2 separate regions of the Homo sapiens genome follow, and region 2 is linked to region 1. The links are chromatin contacts, found by Hi-C or POLR2A ChIA-PET in ENCODE. All regions are on one chromosome and are shown on one strand. Each heading gives the region's core, a stretch centred on a gene start or an enhancer-like site at or near the end of the contact. The rest is flanking DNA. Distances are from core to core; before and after follow the strand shown. Region 1 holds the start of COQ5 (coenzyme Q5, methyltransferase). Region 2 overlaps MORN3 (MORN repeat containing 3).

Region 1 (2,869 bases), core at 166-2,665:
GAGGCCGAGGCAGGTGGATCACGAGGTCAGGAGATCCAGACCATCCTGGCTAACATGGTGAAACCCTGTCTGTACTAAAAAAAAAATACAAAAAATTAGCCGGGCATGGTGGCGGGCCCCTGTAGTCCCAGCTACTCGGGAGGCTGAGGCAGGAGAATGGCGTGAAGCCAGGAGGCGGAGCTTGCAGTGAGCCGAGATCGCGCCACTGCCTTCCAGCCTGGGGGTGACAGAGAGAGACTCAGTCTCAAAAAAAAAAAAAAAAAAAAAAAAAAAAAAAAAAGAAACCCCGTCTCTACTGAAAATACAAAAATTAGCAGGGCACAGTGGCAGATGCCTGTAATCCCAGCTACTCAGGAGGCTGAGGCAGGAGGATCGCTTGAACCTAGGAGGCTGAGGTTGCAGTGAGCCCATATTGCGCCATTGCACTCCAGCCTGGGCAACAAGAGCGAAACTCCGTCTCAAAATAAATAAATAAATAAATAAATAAATAAAAACAACCAAAAAAACCCCTATTTTTCTCTAGAGGTAAAGAACGGGGGCTTCAGACTCAGATTAAACTGGGTTTGAATACTGGTTCCGCCACTTACTGATATGTTCAACTGGGCAACTTCTTGCTTAACCTTTAAGTCTCAATTTCCTCACGTGTAATATGGTAATAACAATACCCACTACTGGAATGTTGAAAATGAGAATTGAAAATAATGTCTGTACGTTGCCTGGCACATCACAAACGCTCAGTTGATGGGATTTAGTCATCAGTATTCTGCTTTTAAAAAGGGGGCGTCTGGCTGGGCGCGGTGGCTCACGCCTGTAATCCCAGCACTTTGGGAGGCCGAGGCAGGCGAATCACCTGAGGTCAGGAGTTCGAGACCAGCCTGGTGAAACCCCATCTCTAGTAAGAATACAAAAAAGTTAGCCGGGCGTGCTGGCGGGCGCCTGTAATCCCAGCTACTCGGGAAGCTGAGGCAGGAGAATCGCTTGAACCCGGGAGGCGGAGGTTGCAGTGAGCCAAGATCGGACCATTGCACTCCAGTGTGGGCAACAAGAGCGAAATTCTGTCTCCAAAAAAAAAAAAAATCATAACTGCACAGACAACAACACTGGAACTAATTGGATGTTAAATCAACCCTAACTGGCCAGAAGAAACCAGACCATGGACGGTCAGATCCCTCCCATCCGCCCTCTCGCCCCTTTCACCTTTGCCCCCCTTCTCCTCTTCCGACACAGTCTCAAACCCAAAGTGCGTTTCCGCTGCCCGCTTCTCTTGGGACAAGAGCCGAGCACTTAGTAGGTCCCCGGGCCAAGAGCTACGAAGCCCGAGGAGCTGGCAGCCCCGCATCGCCCGCGACCACCCACGGCCGCAATAGCTCCATAGAGCACAGCTCCCGGGGGCCGCCATCTTGGTAGTCGAGTGACAACGGCCAGAGAGTACGCCTTGTTGCGTCACTCCACGAACGACGGCGGCTGGCCGGCAACATTATTAGCCGAACGCGCCCTGAAATCTGATACACAGTTGTGCCGGCATTATCTCTAGGATCCAAAGGGTGGTCTCTAAGTATCGGAAATCCCTTCCTCTCTCTCTTCTCAAATTGAATTTACAATTCACCAGGAATCAGGGGATCTCAGGGGAGCCCCGGGTCACCTCTTAGCGGCCATGTCTCTGAATCCGGCTAGGCAGAAAAGTACTAACTCGCAAGATATCCAGGAACTCTTGTTGTCTTGTGCAGAAGGGGGAAATTGAGGCATGGTGTGGTTAAAAAGCCAAGATCACGGGCCAATTCCTGCACACTTTGTTGAGCGTAAGAATCACTTGGTTTACGTTTTAAAATGAAGATTCCTGGGTCCCCAACTACCAGAGATTTTGATCTGACCTATATCCCTTTAATCTCTATTTAAACAAATTTCTCTGGCGATTCTGATGCTAAAGATGCAGACCATTCTTGAGAAACATATGTTACACTACTCTGAAAAATAAACATAGGACAGACTTCTTTGTTCTGTCCGTTTTATGAACCTAGGAAGCTCATAAATGGGAACGAAAGCTCTGGTATCCACTTAGCAAGCCAGAACCACCACTCACACTTGGTCTCCTGCTGACACAAAGCTACATTCCTAGCTCCAGGTGGCATGTCATGGGTGTTTTACTTCAGCCCCAGATTTTCAGTCTTTTTTTAATGGCAAGGGTAATGCAGACCGTCTTGTGCAAAATAAAGAACGGACGTTGTTGAGTTTTGCTTGGATTACTGTATGTTTCTGCTTTCATTCCATTTTAAATGTATGTTTCCTGTAAATATTTCACGAGGAGAAAGCGCCAATAGAAGAAACTGTTTTGAAATGAAAATTCTCTTCCTGGTTTAATATAGCCTGACAGATGGACACCTAACCGCTTTCGTTTGGGAAGTACTGCGCTGGGATTTCTGTTTCTTTCTCTTTTATTTTAAGAATGATAGAAGGTCCTCGTTGGTATAGTGATGAGAAAAAAAAAAGGAAGGATACAAGGGCGAAATGATTCATCCATGTATTCATAATTCTCATGTCTTTGTTAAAAGAAATTAAGTGGCTGGGTGCGGTGGCTCACGCCTGTAATCCCAACACTTTGGGAGCCCGAGGTGGGCGGATTGCATGAGGTCAGGAGTTCGAGACCAGCATGGCTAACATGGTGAAACCCCGTCTCTACTAAAATACAAAAATCAGCCAGGCATGGTGGTGCACACCTGTAGTCCCAGCTATTCAGGAGGTTGAAGCAGGAGAATCCCTTCAACCCAGGAGTCACTGGTTGCAGTGAGCTGAGATTGCACCACTGCACTCAAGCCTGGGTGACAGAGCCAGACTCCATCTCAAAAATAAATAAATAAATAAATAAATAAAT
Region 2 (2,869 bases), core at 94-2,593, 1.1 Mb after region 1:
CGCGGTGGCTCATGCCCGTAATCTTAGCACTTTGGGAGGCCCAGGCTGGCGGATCACCTGAGGTCGGGAGTTCGAGACCAGCCTGGCCAATATGGAGAAACTCTGTCTCTACTAAAAATACAAAATTAGCAGTGTGTGGTACCACATGCCTGTAATCCCAGCTACTCGGGAGACTGAGGCAGGAGAATCGCTTGAACCCAGGAGGCGGAGGTTGCGGTGAGCCGAGATCACACCATTGCACTCCAGCGTGGCGACAAGAGCGAAACTCCATCTCAAAAAATAAATAAATTAATAATAATAATAATAAAACTCAGGTCTCCCACACAGCCAGTTCTGTGTTAATTACTCTTTCTCTATTGCAATTCCCGTCTTGATGAATCGGCTCTGTCTGGGGAGCAAGAAGACAGCTTTGACTCCCTATGATTTTATCTCTGACCAATCAGCACTCCTGGTTCACTGTCTTTCCCCCACCCACCAAGTTATCCTTAAAAACTCTGCTGCTGGAATGTTCGGGGAGACTGATTTGAGTAATAATACAACTCAAGGCCAGGCACCGGCAAGGTGAACCCCTTGGGCAGTTACAAGACACCTCATCTCTTCGAGCTTGTTTGCTTATCAATAAAATGGGCATGAAGATGATGATGATGATGAGCTGTTGCTGTGAGAGTTAACTGAATATTAAATGTGTTTCAGGCCGGGCGCGGTGGCTCACGCCTGTAATCCCAGCACTTTGGAAGGCCGAGGCGGGCGGATCACGAGGTCAGGGGATGGAGACCATCCTGGCTAACACGGTGAAACCCCGTCTTTACTGAAAATACAAAAAATTAGCCGGGCGTGGTGGCGGGCGCCTGTAGTCCCAGCAACCTGGGAAGCTGAGGCAGGAGAATGGCGTGAACCCGGGAGGCGGAGCTCGCAGTGAGCCAAGATGGCGCCACTGCACTCCAGCCTGGGCGGCAGGATGAGACTCCCTCTCAAAAAAAAAAAAAAAAAAAAAAGTTTTAAATATGTGTTTCAGGCTCACAGTAGCAGTTGCTCAGTTGCAATACTGTTTATTATTAGTGTCTCTGGGACTGATGGTGAGGATTCCTCCACACTTGTGGGAGTAGATGGAGGGAACCTGTGCCCAGCTTGGGTGTTTCCGGGCTGAGCACGCGCCTCTGGCTGGCTTCGGCCCCCCGGGACCCTCCTCTCCTGTCCCCTGCTCTCTTGCTCCCACTTTTCCTACCTCCCTTTTATTCAGGCCCAGCAGAAAGGGGATTCTCAGAAAGTGATACCTGGGGAAAAGAAAGCCAGGAAACGAGGGGGAAAAGGGTGGAGGCGACTTCGTCCCCACAAGCCTGGCTGGCTCCTCGCAACCGCAGGGTTTCGTGGGCTCCTCCCTGGCCTTCTGTTGCTTCCTGTTTCCTGGGTTTTGTTCTGAGAAACTTTGCAATTCCCCCACCCCTTCCTTCTCCCACGAGCAGCACAACCCTGTCCTCCTCCCTGTAGACCTCCCCTCTCTTTTCTCCCAGGCCTCTCTCGGCTTCCCCTAAACACACACGCGCGCACACACACACACACACACACACACACACACCCCGGCTGGCAGGCCTGCTCACCGATTTCTTATCACCTTTCCACCAGCCTGAGTAGACTCTCCTGCACTTTCCTGTCTGTTGGTCAGGAAGGCTGAGGGTGCCGTAGCCGTCTCGCTTCCCAAACTTCCAGTCCCCCTCATAGATGGCTCCTTTCTTCTTCCAGACCTGTGTTCCTTTCCCTGGTGACACACAGATGGGCAATGCTGCAGACATGGCCGCCGGGGGGTGGGGGTGGTGTGCCTGCCTGAGCCTCAGGGGCCCCCAACTAGACGAATCTAGAGAGCTGGGACAGGCTCTGCGCATCATCCTAGACACCAAGTACCCAGGAGAAGGCCAGGAAAGTTCCATTTCTTTCTTTCTTTCTTTCTTTCTTTTTTTTTTTTGAGGCAGTGTCTCACTCTGTCGCCCAGGCTGGAGTGCAGTGGCGCGATCTCAGCTCACTGCAACCTCTGCCTCCCGGGTTCAGGAGATACTCCTGCCTCAGCCTCCAGAGTAGCTAGGACTACAGGTGTGCGCCAACACACTTAGCTAATTTTGTGTTTTAGTAAAGATGGGGTTCCATGTTGGCCAGGCAGGTCTGAAACTCCTGACCTCAAGTGATATGCCCACCTCGGTCTCCCAAAGTGCTGGGATTACAGGCGTGAGCCACTGCGTCCGGCCAGAGGTAATTCTCTTATTTGTTGATTAGTGTCGCATGCCTGTCTTTTCCAGGAGAATGTGAGCTGCAGGAGGGCACAGACTTTGGTCTGTTTTGTTCCCTGCACTGAAAAACTGTGCCTGGAGGCTGGGTGCAGTGGCTCGAGCCTGTAATCCCAGCACTTTGGGAGGCTGAGGCGGGTGGATCACCTGAGGTCAGGAGTTCGAGACCAGCCTGACCAAAATGGCGAAACCCTGTGTCTACTAAAAATACAAAAATTAGCCAGGCGTGGTGGCAGGCGCCTGTAATCCCAGCTACTCAGGAAGCTGAGGCATGAGAATCTCTTGAACCTGGGAGGCGTGGGTTGCAGTGAGCCGAGATGACGTCGTTGCAGTGAGCCGAGATGACGTCATTGCACTCCAGCCTGGGAGACGAGCGAAACTCCATCTCAAAATCAAACAAACAAACAAACAAACTGTTCCTGGCATGTTGTAGGTGACTAATACCTGCTAATTTACTGTTTTCTCTTTTTTTTTCTTTCTTTCTTTCTTTTTTTTTTTTTTGAGACAGAGTCTTGCTGTGTTGCCCAGGCTGAAGTGCAGTGTTGCGATCTCGGCTCACTGCAACCTCCGCCTCCTGGTTCAAGAGATTCTCC

What was found. Hi-C counts contacts between places; a loop is a spot of excess contacts on that map. ChIA-PET counts read pairs that join two places held with the same protein, here RNA polymerase II (POLR2A). Pooled maps may share reads with other maps.
Region 2: a loop to region 1 is called in a pooled map, with 4 times the contacts of the local background. The contact joins the enhancer-like site here to the promoter of COQ5 in region 1. A Hi-C loop is called at or near these places in 1 of 50 pooled maps. POLR2A ChIA-PET finds 5 or more read pairs at or near these places in 2 of 52 experiments (OCI-LY7 and Panc1).

Annotation. Positions count from the first base shown.
Region 1 is chr12:120,527,743-120,530,611 of GRCh38, forward strand. It overlaps COQ5 (coenzyme Q5, methyltransferase), which reads right to left and starts at 1,416. Exons shown (of 7, transcript NM_032314.4): 1 at 1,198-1,416. The coding sequence starts at 1,399. RefSeq lists enhancers at 406-1,176, 1,177-1,946, 1,293-1,752.
Region 2 is chr12:121,657,593-121,660,461 of GRCh38, forward strand. MORN3 (MORN repeat containing 3) reads right to left here. Exons shown (of 6, transcript NM_173855.5): 2 at 1,599-1,756. Among named protein-coding and RNA genes, the nearest start is that of MORN3, 11 kb to the right of the region's middle. Within about 2 kb of position 1,344, at least 18 of the 41 ENCODE cell types and tissues checked have a DNase peak (open chromatin) inside an H3K27ac peak, as active enhancers do.